Regions from separate parts of the Homo sapiens genome. Here region 1 is linked to region 2. Evidence: chromatin contacts called from ENCODE Hi-C data. All regions are on one chromosome and are shown on one strand. The core of a region is the stretch at or near the end of the contact, and the rest is flanking DNA. Distances in the headings are between cores, read along the strand shown.

Region 1 (6,692 bases), core at 2,112-4,611, 710 kb after region 2:
ATGCACTTAGATTCATGTCAGTAATTACACCTAACAGATTCACAGAACCAACAAACTGCACTGAACCCAACTGAGTCTCTAATGACTTTTTTTTAAATTATATTTGGTCCACCCACATTGAATTCCCGAGCCCCTGGGCTGCTTTAGAATCAGGACAAAATCTACTGTTACACTTGGCCGGGCGCAGTGGCTCACACCTGTAATCCCGGCACTTTGGGAGGCTGAGGCGGGCAGATCATCTGAGGTCAGGAGTTCGAGACCAGCCTGGCCAACATGGTGAAACCCCGTCTCTACTAAAACTACAAAAATTAGCTGGGTATGGTGGCGGATGCCTGTAATCCCAGCTACTCGAGAGGCTGAGGCAGGAGAATTGCTTGAACCCGGGTACTCCAGTCTGGGCGACAGAGTGAGACTCTGTCTAAAAAAAATAAATAAATAAATTCCGTTGTTACACTGAATGTGCAAAAGGATTATGGACAAAAACCTTTCAGTGATTGTTAATTTAATTCCACAAGTATTTATTCAGTGCCTACAGTGTGCTGATCTGTGGTGACATATCCTAATCAAAGTATGATTGACTGATAACTTAGCACTATTAACCTATTTCAGGGGTTATTAACTATCAGCCTTTCTCCCTCTCTTATGTGTGTCTGTTCTGTAAGAAATAATGGTTGTTGCTTCATGTAGTCCCATAGGTGTATGTATATACTCACACAGGACCGTATGTAGCATATAATATTTTTCACATATCATATATAATCTCTTAAAATCATCTATATTTCTTTTTTTATAAATAGTCAATCCTCAGTCCTCTGTTACACCCCTCACACATGAACAACCTATAAAGTATATAGTATCTTAACTTGTTAGTGGGATAAAATGGAAAAGAAGACATCGTTTAAGAAAGCAATTATACCTTTGTCACAATGGTATTAGGAAGACATTAAAACCTAAACTTAGAATACCTGCTTGTCATATATATCAACAGTAGGTTTCATATGCTATTTCGTAACAGCTTAGAAGATGATGGTATGATTCATTTGAAAATCAAAAAATAATTATCCTTTTAAATGTGCAATTAACTATGGATGGCATAATACTTTTATTTGTTTGAACCAGCACTGGAATCTACTTTAAATGTACTTTAAAAAAAAAAATTCTTTTTGTCAGACTAGATATTTCAGAGCTCCTGTATTTGATTTAGCCTTTTCTATTTGCTGAGCCCTGGAGAAAGTTGCGTAGGAATTATTTGGGGCATCATTAAATAGGATGGATGCATATAGGTCTAGGAAGACTCAGGCATAGCCCTGCTGAGGATTGGACAGGGTCCAGGAGGTTCCTTTTACATCCGTGTGGTTCTGTGGTATAAGATAACCACATTCTCAGAGTATGCTGGTTTAGGCTGTGTTGTAATCTGTAAATCATAGTGTCTTGTTTTGTTTGTCTCTTTAGTCCCATATTTTTATAATGTAATCCCTACCCCAATTTTTTAGCTAATAATTTTACGCAGTTGAGTGTTTGAAGTTGAAGAAGTTTTCCAAATTTCCTGTTGATCTCACCAATATCTACACATTCTTGGTTGAGTCACTACCTTGTCTGATTTTCTAGAACAGTATTTCTGTGAAAGGAAAATGTGTTCCCTCTAGTCCTCTTTTGTCAAAAACCCTTTGCACTTGCTTTCTTTTGCCAATTGAACCTTTTTTGAAATGCATCAGTAGGGAGAGCTTGCCTAGCCTTTGCTAGACAGGAGTAGCTGTAGGTGCATTTAAACAATCCAACTTGAAAAGGGGATTTCTCTCTTTCTATTTGAAAACAATTGAAAATGAAAAGTGTATGTCTCAGGACAGAGTGCTTAACCGACCTCATTCTACTGAACTTCAGCATGGTATATGAAACTACCTCCCCTGTGTCTTCCCCAGTGTTTTAAAAAGATGCTTAACTTGTTTGAGGCAACTGGTTCTGAGTCAGAGCTCTCTATCCAGCATCACCAGAATCCATTATGTTGTTAGGTCTTGTTATACCGTTCTTTGCATCTCTTTTTTCTTCACTCAAATAGTCAATACAGCTTTGTTCTAAGGGCTATCTGATCATGTTTTGAGGGGAAATCGAGATTGAGCTATAGAGATGAACTATGGTTACATTAACCTTTAAATGTAACCACATTCCTTCCCCCACAGTACATTCACATGCAGCCTGTACTTTTAAGTAATCCTGTAAGCTCCTGTGGCTAAAGCATGTTGAAAGTATCTATTTTCAACTGAGTAACCCTGACAGTAGATGAAACCTCCAAAAGATACCTCCCTCCTCAAGGGTGGAAGTGGGGGTAGGGGCAATGGTTGGCAGTGCAGTTTTCAGCCTATTCTCCCTCATCCTCTCTCTTTTTTTAAGACCCTAGAGGAGCAAGGTAAACATCTTTATAAGGAAATGTATGAGTTAGCTCTTTTAAAACCACAGATAAGTATAATCTTAGGAAAAGAGATCATGTGCCCTAGACTTTAGTAGTTAACATTTCTTCTGAAGGATGTGATTTTTTTTTTTTTTTTTTGTGATGGAGTCTTGCTCTGTCTCCCAGGCTGGAGTGCAATGGTGCGACCTCAGCTCACTGCAACCTCCGCCTCCCGGGTTCAAGCAATTCCAATTCTCTGCCTCAGCCTCCTGAGTAGCTGGGATTACAGGCACCCACCACCACGCCTGGCTAATTTTTGTATTTTTAGTAGAGACGGGGTTTCACCATCTTGGCCAGGCTGGTCTTGAACTGCTGACCACATGATCCACCTGCCTCGGCCTCCCAAAGTCTGGTATTATAGGCGTGAGCCATTGCACCCGGCCGGATGTGATTTTTTTTAAAGACAAAGTAACTAAAGACTAATTGATGCTGACATACCAAAGTAAAACCAGAAGTCTGTATTGAGGAGCCATCTCAAAAATTTACTTTAAGACAGTATGTCTTAAAGAAAAAAATGTATTATTTAAATGGAAAGTAGGACCATATGCCAGGTTTTGTTTGTTTTGTTTGTTGTCATATTTTTGTTGTTGTTTGAGATGGGACATAAGAGACTAGTTGCTTGTCTCACAGATATGGTAGGGAAAGGAAACCTTTTGGTGGAAGTTAGCCATCTCTTCAATCTCTGATATTCAAGGAGTACCCAGTTTTGGTTCACCAAATGTAAGTCCTTTGTTATAAGCATCCTCTTTTATGTTGGTTTGTTTGGCCTGTAGACAGTTTCTGAAACTAATTTCTTATTTGCATGTAATGCTTTCATATAATATTCATCTGTAAAACCATTTGGATTTTTCGAGTTGATACATTTTTATCATTCTGCTGCACCTCTCTCCCCTCCTTCTTTGGGCTTGTTGCACTGTCATGCTCCTCCTGATGCATTGCTTCCTGGTGGGTGACATCATGATTTGTGAGCAACCCGATATATAAATAAGGTGGTGAGAACTGCCTCAGCAATTCAGTTTCTATTTGAAAGGCATTAAGCAGCCTCTTTCTGTTTTCTTACATTTTTCTCTACTTTGTGTTTTCACAGTTTTATTAGGCACTGTAGAAGGACCTGTTTTTCTCTTTCATTACATTTCTGAAAATCATTAGGTTGATTCAAAATCTTTTGGAAATGTAATGCCCCCTTATGCTATAATATACCTCTCATACTGTATACATTTTGGTCACACCCAGATGTGGAGTTTAGCAATAACTAACAACTACTAATTTTTAGGAGCATCCTAGGAATACAGATGCTTTCAGCAGTATGTTTTTATTTTCACTGATATTAAAGGAGTATTTATCTTAGAAGAGTGGTAGGAAAGCACACATGAATTTGGACCTTAATCCTTGACTATGTAGACATTGAATATTCATAGGTGTTTTGTGTGCTATGGTAGGTGTGGAAATATATGTGAGATCAATATCACTTCACCTCAATATCTTCAAAAGTGAATATGGATATGGTTTTGTTAGCTGAACTCATTAGCAAAGATGCCTTTTAAAAATAGCAAAGGTTACAGTATATATAATGTATGTGTGAATATCCACATATTATTAGATAGATTCCAACATGAGTATTTGTATGTGTTTCTGTTAACAATATAATTTACTATCACAGCTTATTTTTCAAAATTCCATTGAAGTATAAAGCTGGTTAGAAAGATATACGGCATCTTTTTCTTTTTTTCAGCTCTCCTAAGGTATAATTGACAAATAAATTGTACATATTGACAGTGTACTATGTGATGTTTTGACATATGTATACATTGTGAAATGATTAAATCAATCTAATTAACATATTCATCACCTCATATACTTTTTTGGTGGTGAGAACATTTTAGATCTACTCTCTGAGCAATTTTTTAGGGTACAATACAGTATTATTAACTATAACCACCATGCTGTACAATCAGTCTCCAGAACTTATTCATCCTGTCTAACTGGAACTTTGTACTCTTTAACCAACATCTGCCCATCTCTTCCCCCAGCTGTTGGCAACCACCACTCTTTCTGCTTTTATGAGATTGACTTTTTTAGATTGCACATCTAAGTGAGATCATGCAGTATTTGTTTTTGTGTAAACAAGCATACAGTATTGATGTCAAGGTCTTGTATTACCCACCTTAGAACAAGACAGTAGGATCATTATTTTTATTCAGTTAATGTTCATTTATACTTACCCACATATTATTCATTTTTTTTTTTTTTTTTAGACAAGGGAGTCTCACTGTGTTGCTCAGGCTGGCCACGAACTCCTGGGCTCAAGTGATCCTCCTGCGTCAGCCTCCCCACTAGCTAGGATTACAGGAGTATACCATGGCCCTAGCTCCACATTTTACTCTTCATTCTTTTTTAGCATTTCAGAGCATCCATCTGGAATTAACTCTTTTTGCCTGAAATACTCTTTCCTTTGGGCAATGATAGCAAAGTATTTGGGCAGAGCTTCTTCAGGAACTTTCTGAGTCAAGTCAGACCCAAGCCTTGTCCCACCCCTCCCCCAAGGCATGGGACCTTTGCCCTTCTTGTTAACCTCCTATGATCTTTCATTCCTATTGTCCCATCTCACTAACAGTGTTCCTCGTGTGTTCTGACTCATCACTTTAGCTGATTCTCTCTCATCCCTTAGTTTACCTGGTTTCATTTTCTGATTTAGGGCCTTGCATAGTCTGATTGATTAGTCTCAGTTTCAAGTCATAACCTCCTTGCTTTCTCGAGGTTCATCCAGCCCCACTCCCCTCACCCCACCCCTTGTTAATTAGCAGGCCAATGTACTACCATCTTTCAGCCTGAGTTTCTTCTGAAAGAACACTGCTGTTCTCTGTTGATACTGTAGCATCTTGGCAGGTGCCTCAGGAACCCTGCTACTGTGGGTTTAGTACTTCAGATTCTTGCCATGCTGCAGCTTCAGCATAACCTGGGAACTGGTTAGAAATGCAAAGTTTCTGGCTTCACTCTAAACCCACTGAATAAGAAACTGGGTGGGGGTAAGGGGACAGCAATCCATTTTCTAACAACCTCCCTAGGTGATTCTGATGTACACTAAAGTTTAAGAACCCTAGAGCCCAATGACTCATCTTATTTCACAAGTGTGGCAACTGAGTTACTCCAGGTCCATAAAGCCAGTTTAGTGCTAAACAGTAGAGCCAGGAGTAGCCTACTTCAGCCCACCACCTTGTCTACTAGGCTTCTCTATGTTACTTGTGCTGAACATTGTTTTTAGTTAAATATTAGAACTGAGTCATGACATTGCTGTACATTTGCAAATGAGAGGCTTGTCCTCTAAGCTTTGCATTCCTTCTGCCAGTGACAGTATCAGTCAGAATCAAGTAGTTCTCAGTGACAAAGTGGGAGGATACCCTTGGCATTGGACTCTTTACAGGGAACTCAGTAGAGTCTTTGTGTTGTTCATTATGGCTTTGGTTGATGTATAATATATTGCCATGTTCTTAAAACTAAAACATGCTAGAATAAACTCAACAAGTGATAAGGAATGATCATTTGCATCGTGTGTGTGTGTGTGTGTGTGTGTGTGTGTAGATGTATTAATATTTAGTTTGTAAAATGAATTACCAGAGAATTTCTTAAGTAGCAATGTCCCTGTATATTAAAATGTAACTCTTTGAAAGTGGGAAGGAGGTAGATAATGAGTTGGATAACTGTTCAGGAACACATCTACTGAAGAGCACATTTACATTCTCTTAGTTCCTAATATAGTATTAGTATACTTATTCAATAATTGTCCTTGTTTGTATGTACTTTAGAACATTTTGTTCACCCTTGCTGGATGTTCTCATATCTTCTTTAGATAACAAGTAAACATGTCTGAGAGTTTCCATTTGTTTTAGTTTGACATCTTTGCCCTATAAACCCTCATGTATCTGAACTTTAGAGGAAAGGAAATCTGAAGCTACTATTTCAATCTTTTCTGCTTTCAATTTTATTTTTAACAACCAAACAGTTCTTTCTGATGATAAGGAATCAGAGCATTGAGACCATTTTCTTACTAAATCATGCTTATGTGGATGGAAAAAGTTAGTGCAGCCTCTAACGGAAGTGACTTAACCAGTGGGAAATTCTTCCTTTATATGATTTTATAAATACAAAAGTAAAATCGCATTAAGAAATTATCAGGAATAGTAACTACTGCATAATTTTGAAGACCCTGTAATCTTTCAGATGTTATAAGAAACTTGTGAAAAATGGA
Region 2 (6,476 bases), core at 2,570-5,069:
AGGTCAGTGGTTCTAACATACATTTAAGTTTTGATATCCCAATTGATGGTGGTAGCCTCCTTCTTTCTTCAGCATCAGAGAAGAGATGTTCCATCCACCAACCTATTTGTGTGACCCAGGAGGGTAAAAATAAAGGATTACAGATGCAGAGAGATCTGCTGTAGGACCACAATTGGTGAGGTGCTTGGTTCATAATCAGTGGACAAAGAGTCCTTACCGAGAGCAGTGGCTCCTTTCCTGTGTTAGTTTCTGCCAGGCCAATGACCCTGAAGCCTGAAGGAAAGGTTTTTGCTTGTTTTTAAACCACTGTTTACATTAACTAGAGCAAAATGCTGAAAAAAACATCAAGAATTAAGACGGGCCAAAATAACCACAATAAAGTCAAATGTAAGACATATCAGGGACAAACTTTCATTTTTTGCAGAAAAGATTATCAATCTTTTACATGTACTTCTAACTGGATATGACATGCAGATTAACCTGGCCTGAGGATGATGAAACCCAACCTTACATTCAAAATAATATCAATACATTTTCAAGTCTATTTATACGTTCTAAACAGAAGTAATTCATATTACAATGGCCTCCTTATTCTGCTTTTCCACTTTTTAGTTTTTATTTTTATGGAGACAGAGCCTCGCTCTGTCACCCAGGCTGGAGTGCAGTGGCATGATCTCGGCTCACTGCAACCTCTGCCTCCCGGGTTCAAGCCATTCTCCTGCCTCAAGCCTCCTGAGTAGCTGGGATTACAGGCACCTGCCACCATGCCCTGCTAATTTTTGTATTTTCAGTAGGGACTGGGTTTTTCCATGTTGGCCAGGCTGGTCTCGAACTCCTGACCTCAGGTGATCCACCCACCTCAGCCTCCCAAAGTGCTGGGATTACAGGCGTGAGCCACCGTGCCTGACCCCCTTCCACTTTTTAAACAACAGTAATGAAACTTATTAAGTAGGGGGCTTCAATCTGGAAACTCCTTATCTGTTCTGCTGCTTCTCCTGCCAACAGTCTCCCCAGCTCCCCACCAATTTCTTAACCACAGGGCTTCTGCACATGCTATTGTCATTTCCTTTGCCTGAATGCCCTTCACTGTCCTTATTTGCCTTGTAATTGCTTAATACATTTTTAATATCTTTCCCAAGGTTGGGCGCAGTGGCTCATGCCTGTAATCCCAGCACTTTGGGAGGCCAAGGCAGTCGGATCACCTGAGTTCGGGAGTTTGAGACCAGCCTGACCAATATGGAGAAACCCAATCTGTACTAAAAATACAAAATTAGCCAGGCGTGGTGGCACATGCCTGTAATCCCAGCTACTCGGGAGGCTGAGGCAGGAGAATCGCTTGAACCTGGGAGGCGGAGGTTGCCGTGAGCTGAGATTGCGCCATTGCACTCTAGCCTGGGCAATAAGAGTGAAACTATATATATCTTTCCCGATAGCATGAAAGCTCCCTAAGACCAAACCATGTCTGTCTTGTTCACCACTGTACTCATGATGCCTTGCACAGTACCTCACACTTAGTAGGCTGCCAACAAATGTTAACTTGAATCAGACCCTTAAGACTCAGCTCAAACATCATCTTCTTTGGGAAGGTGTCCCTGAGCCTCTGACACTCCGATAGTTACCTCTTTCATGTGCTTCAAAGGCTTCCTGTTCATATCTGTTATAGTGCAGTGCAGTTCTTTAATGGTCTGTCTCTCCCAGTAGGCTCTGAAGTTCTAAAAGGCGGAAACTGTGTCATCTTCATCCTTCTTACTCATGACACTCTGTATCACCTAGTGTACTCTAAGGAGCTGAAGAAATGTCTACTGGGCAGATTACTGAACCATGTTTGCGCTTGGAGGGCCCTCAGCTATGGACCACACCTATGGCACAAACAGGAATTACGCATTGGCTAAACAGGTCATGTCTTTCTGAAGCACCCATTTTGACTCAATTTTTCAGGAGAGGAGACATTTATATAAATTGTGTTTGTGTGTGTGTGTATGTAGTGAGTTGAATTCAAAATATACACTAAACTTTAAGTAAGTAAAACGGGAACTTCAACAAAGCAAAGTTACCATGGGGCTCCTTGAGCACCCTGTTTGGGAGCATGTATTCCCTCTTCTCTGCTGTCCTTTGGTAGCTTGCCACCTTAGGAGTAGAGAAGTCACACCTCCATGATTAAAAAGAAAGTCAGCCGGGCACGGTGGCTCACGCCTGTAATCCCAGCTCTTTGGGAGGCCAAGGCAGGCGGATCACCTAAGCTCAGGAGTTTGAGAGCAGCCTGACCAACACGGAGAAACCCCATCTCTACTAAAAATGCAGAATTAGCTGGGCGTGGTGGTGGGTCCCTGTAATCCCAGCTACTTGGGAGGCTGAGGCAGGAGAATCGCTTGAACCCGGGAGGTGGAGATTGCGGTGAGCTGAGATTGCACCTTTGCACTCCAGCCTGGGCAACAAGAGGGAAACTCTGTCTCAGAATTAAAAAAAAAAGAAAGTTAATGACAATGACAAAGCTAGAATTAAAGCTGTTTTCAGATATCTGGTGTTCTTTTCATTCTACTGCCCAAGTTAGCTGTCTCCTTGCACCTATAGCATGGTCAAATGCATCCTAATGCACTCTCAATAAATATGTTCAGATACAAATTCCATTCAGCATATTAAATTTAGGCCGAAGGGGAGAAGGTCAAAAGGAGTCATAGTCTGGAGATATCTTCAGTAATAGGTGTATGGCATGTTTATAGATTTCATATTTAAATTTACTTTATAGGTAGCTTTCCTAGCATATGTGCTCCTATTCTATGATGGTGGTTCATTCAAATCCTACCCACCCCGTCTAATGTTCTCAGTGTGTACCTTTACTTTTAAAGGGCATCATTTAAAGAGGATGGAAGAAATACAGTGTGGGTACTATATTTTGTCCTGAGGACAAAATGCTAGGTATGACGCAAGGACTTAAGACTATCGTCCCAACAGTGCCCTGCTGCTGCACAAAAACACCTAGCATTTGTCTAGGGATTTTCATTTACAACAAAGCTTTGACACACATGATCTTATTCACTCCCCACAACAACTCTAAACTAGTTCGGGAACCTGAAAATAGCACTCAATTCAATTGCTAGCTGTATGTAAGTGTTTTGGTTATAGAACCTAACAATCCCCTAGGGATTAAGCGGTGGGCGCCTGCTGCTTCAACAACCCTGCAGCAAGGGAATAAAGGAACAACTGTATTTCTTCGGTCACAACGTAATCACGACAACAGAAAGCACTCACTCTTTCCACTCTGACCCACACACAGTCTGTCGAGGCAATTAATCAGCACTCCCGGTGGTTTTCCTATAGGATGCCAGTTCCCTTGCCAATCAAGTCTTTCCACAGACTGTAGCAGGACCACACCCCCGGAGAGGCCTCAGGGAGGGAAGGTGCTGTGGCCCACAGAAGTGAAAGCTGATACTCAGGTTGACCCGCCAGTGAAACTTACAGGCGGATCTTCCCGGGCCTCAGTTTCCCCATCTCTAAAATGGGCTACCCTTCCTTTCTCTTGACTAGTTCCCTCCCTGTTCTCGCTGGGCCACTAGGAAGTGAAATCAGTGCCTAACCGCAGCTGAAAGTGCTCTGTTAGGCTCCAGTCACCGCGCCGGGCATGCTCAGTAGCTGGGGCCGGCTCGGCTGCGGGAGTAGGAAGCAGCTTTGCGCGCCCGGGCGGCCGATGCGGGCACTTTGAAGAATCACGTGTGTTGAGGCCCTCTTAAAGAGATAGGCACCTACTTTTCCCTCCACCCTAAACACCGCCCTGAGGGCGGCGGCGACCGTGGTAATTGCAACTGCTCAGGGGCAGGGCTTGCCCCAGCGCCGAGTAGTGGCAACGGCGTGGTTGCGTCGGGGGTGCCTGGGAGCCTGGAGTCCCGGGGGCCTGAAATCGGCAGCTTCCCGGGCAGACACTCTCTCCCTCAGGAAGAGGTGCCGCCGAGTCAGCGCGGGGCAGTGTGAGCGCCCCGAGGTGCTTTCTCAGTTGAGGAGAGGTGGGGTTACAGGGCACAGGTGACAGGGCCGGAGAAAGATGGAGCAGCCCGGGGCGGCGGCGTCGGGAGCGGGAGGCGGCAGCGAGGAACCCGGTGGGGGCCGGAGCAACAAGCGGAGCGCGGGGAACCGGGCCGCCAATGAAGAGGAAACGAAAAACAAACCCAAATTGGTGAGTGCTCCCGCAGCCCCCGCCGGCCTTAGGGACAGGGAGAGCCCCGGGATCCTCCTGCCATTGAACACGGGGGCACCCGGGGCCCCCTCCCAAGGATGACCGCGACCTCGCTGTGCAACTCGGGGAGCCGCTAAAGGAGTGGCCACGCCGAGGCGCGGAGACGGCGTGGGGGCGGAAGAGCACCCCCTTCTCTACTTAACCCCTTTCTCACTCTTGTCAGCCCGGGAGGCGGTGCGGGAAGGAGAAAGGCCCAGCCCCAACTTGGGGACACCCCGAGTACTGGGTAGGGCTGTTGTTTGTCTAACTTGTGGGCGCAAACCTTTGCGCGATTCCATTCTCCTCCCACTTCTTGTTAGTTGCTGTTTTGCCTCCTAACGCGTAGGGTCCGGGGCAGGGGAACCTCCCTCCTTTTTATTCCAAGTCCTTGGGAGCCCACCTACAGCTTCGCAAATCAAGAAGAACACTATTTATGCTCCCAGTCTTTCTACTTTACCAGAAATCTCAGGAAGAGGCGCCTACGTGCCTTTTTCCTCCTCCTTGCCTCTCTCCATGTGCTCTCCCAAGAAATGTTTCTTTGGAAGGGTGGGGGCGCGTGGGAGTTTGAGGCTGGGTGAGGTACCACCAACTGTCGAGTGTGTGTAATAGGCATAGTCATACAGTACTTCCACTTAGTTGATTAAGAACGCTCAAAAGCAGTAGGCACAAACTGTGCAAATCTCACCGTGCTGATAGTGTGAACCGATGGTAGCAGTCCATTTCCTGCCACTGAATGTGCAGAGGAATGAAATCGATGAGGCCTGGTATTGCATTGGGAAATACTGGAGTTTCCTCAGCTCATCAGAAGGGTTCCGCTTTTTGTAAACTTTCTAATTTGGGTGGTGTGAGGGGAAAGGGTTTTCCTGTACAAATTCAGCAGATACTCCTTAGAGCTGTATTCTTAGTCCAGATCCGAAGCACAAGCCACATGTTGAATGTATAGATTTCAGCTTTAACTACCAACTTGATTATAATAGACAAGGAGAGGGTGACATATAAATAAAGCCGTTTCTTATGGCATCTGGCCATTTGGTTTGGATCCAGTACAAAACTGTGGTTTAATCAGTGATTAAAAATTTAAGTAAAAAGTTAACTGATAGTTTCCACAAATGGTTTGGTACGTCTAGCAAGAATCTGCCACTTTTAAGAAGTATGCTTTCGAGAAAAAAAAAAACACTTATCTCTGTTAGTAGTAACACCTTGATTATATTCTTCTCTTCCCTTTAGCCATTTGTCCTGATTCATCTTTTATGTTTTACTTGCTTTGACAAGGTAACTAGATAGTTATGAGATCGTATCATTTTCAGTTCCTAGCTAACTTCACTGTTCCGGTTCCTAGCTAACTTCACTGTTCCGTGTTGAACATAGCTTGATACGGTAGAACAAGATTTGAATCCAAGAGTTTGTTAATATTAACATGAATTTTCTTTTTTTGCTCAAACATAACTTTTGAGCCTTACGTGATTTTACAAGCAGATGTGTCAGAGTTAACAAAAACAAATTTAGGAAGACATTGTGGCACATTTTAAGGCAAGCAAGTTGACCAAACAGTAAGATTTAGTAAGCTTTTCAGGAAAGAATTCATCTGGGATTCTTAGAAGTTTGCTAGTAAGATACAACTTTACTTAGATGAAATTTTTTTATTTTGAGTATTATGTTAATAATCTCTGAACTAGTCCTTAATTTGTGTGTGTATATGAGTGTAAAGGAGTTGTGGTATGGGATTATAAAAGAGAGCCATATGGTGATAGAAATTATTTGTGTAGGTGATCTTGGGGCATAGGGGTTCTTAAACTCCTGAAATTGTATGAAAATATTTGAGTGTATATGGGTACATTTATTTTTCTGGGCCCCATGGCTTTCATCAGTTTTTCAAAGGCATCCATTACCTATAGAAGAGTAAGAACTATGGCATTACAAAAGATAGAAAGTAAAGGAAAGAATAGTTGATTCCACTCTAAGTTACTGAGTAGGGAAGAAGGGGAAATGGCATTGACCACACAGGTGATTGATATTGAAACGAATTCTTCTAGTGGTAAAAAAGAAGTTAACTACTCAATGTCTACATAGATTAAAATTTCCGCTACAGAGGAAAATTAATTCAGTCGCTCCAGTATAATGGATTCATAAGGTATAAGGCTTGTGTAGTTTGGTTGTTTTCATTTAGTTCCTCAGAATTCTGGAAAAATGGAAATGGAACACATATTTTCTTTTCTTTTTTTTTTTTTGGGACGAAGTCTCGCTCTGTTGCCATGGCTGGAGTCCAGTG

The links. A loop is a pair of places that touch in the nucleus more often than their neighbours do. Pooled maps may share reads with other maps.
Region 1: a pooled map shows a loop between it and region 2 (21-fold over the local background). The contact joins the enhancer-like site here to the promoter of DIAPH2 in region 2. A Hi-C loop is called at or near these places in 16 of 37 single-sample maps with no recorded cell type and 13 of 50 pooled maps.

What each region holds. Positions count from the first base shown.
Region 1 is chrX:97,396,215-97,402,906 of GRCh38, forward strand. All of the region lies in intron 25 of DIAPH2 (diaphanous related formin 2), which reads left to right. Among named protein-coding and RNA genes, the nearest start is that of DIAPH2-AS1, 160 kb to the right of the region's middle. RefSeq lists an enhancer at 2,227-2,316. Within about 2 kb of position 3,362, at least 3 of the 41 ENCODE cell types and tissues checked have a DNase peak (open chromatin) inside an H3K27ac peak, as active enhancers do.
Region 2 is chrX:96,681,023-96,687,498 of GRCh38, forward strand. It overlaps DIAPH2 (diaphanous related formin 2), which reads left to right and starts at 3,820. Exons shown (of 27, transcript NM_006729.5): 1 at 3,820-4,168. The coding sequence starts at 4,037. RefSeq lists enhancers at 3,608-4,323, 4,324-5,037.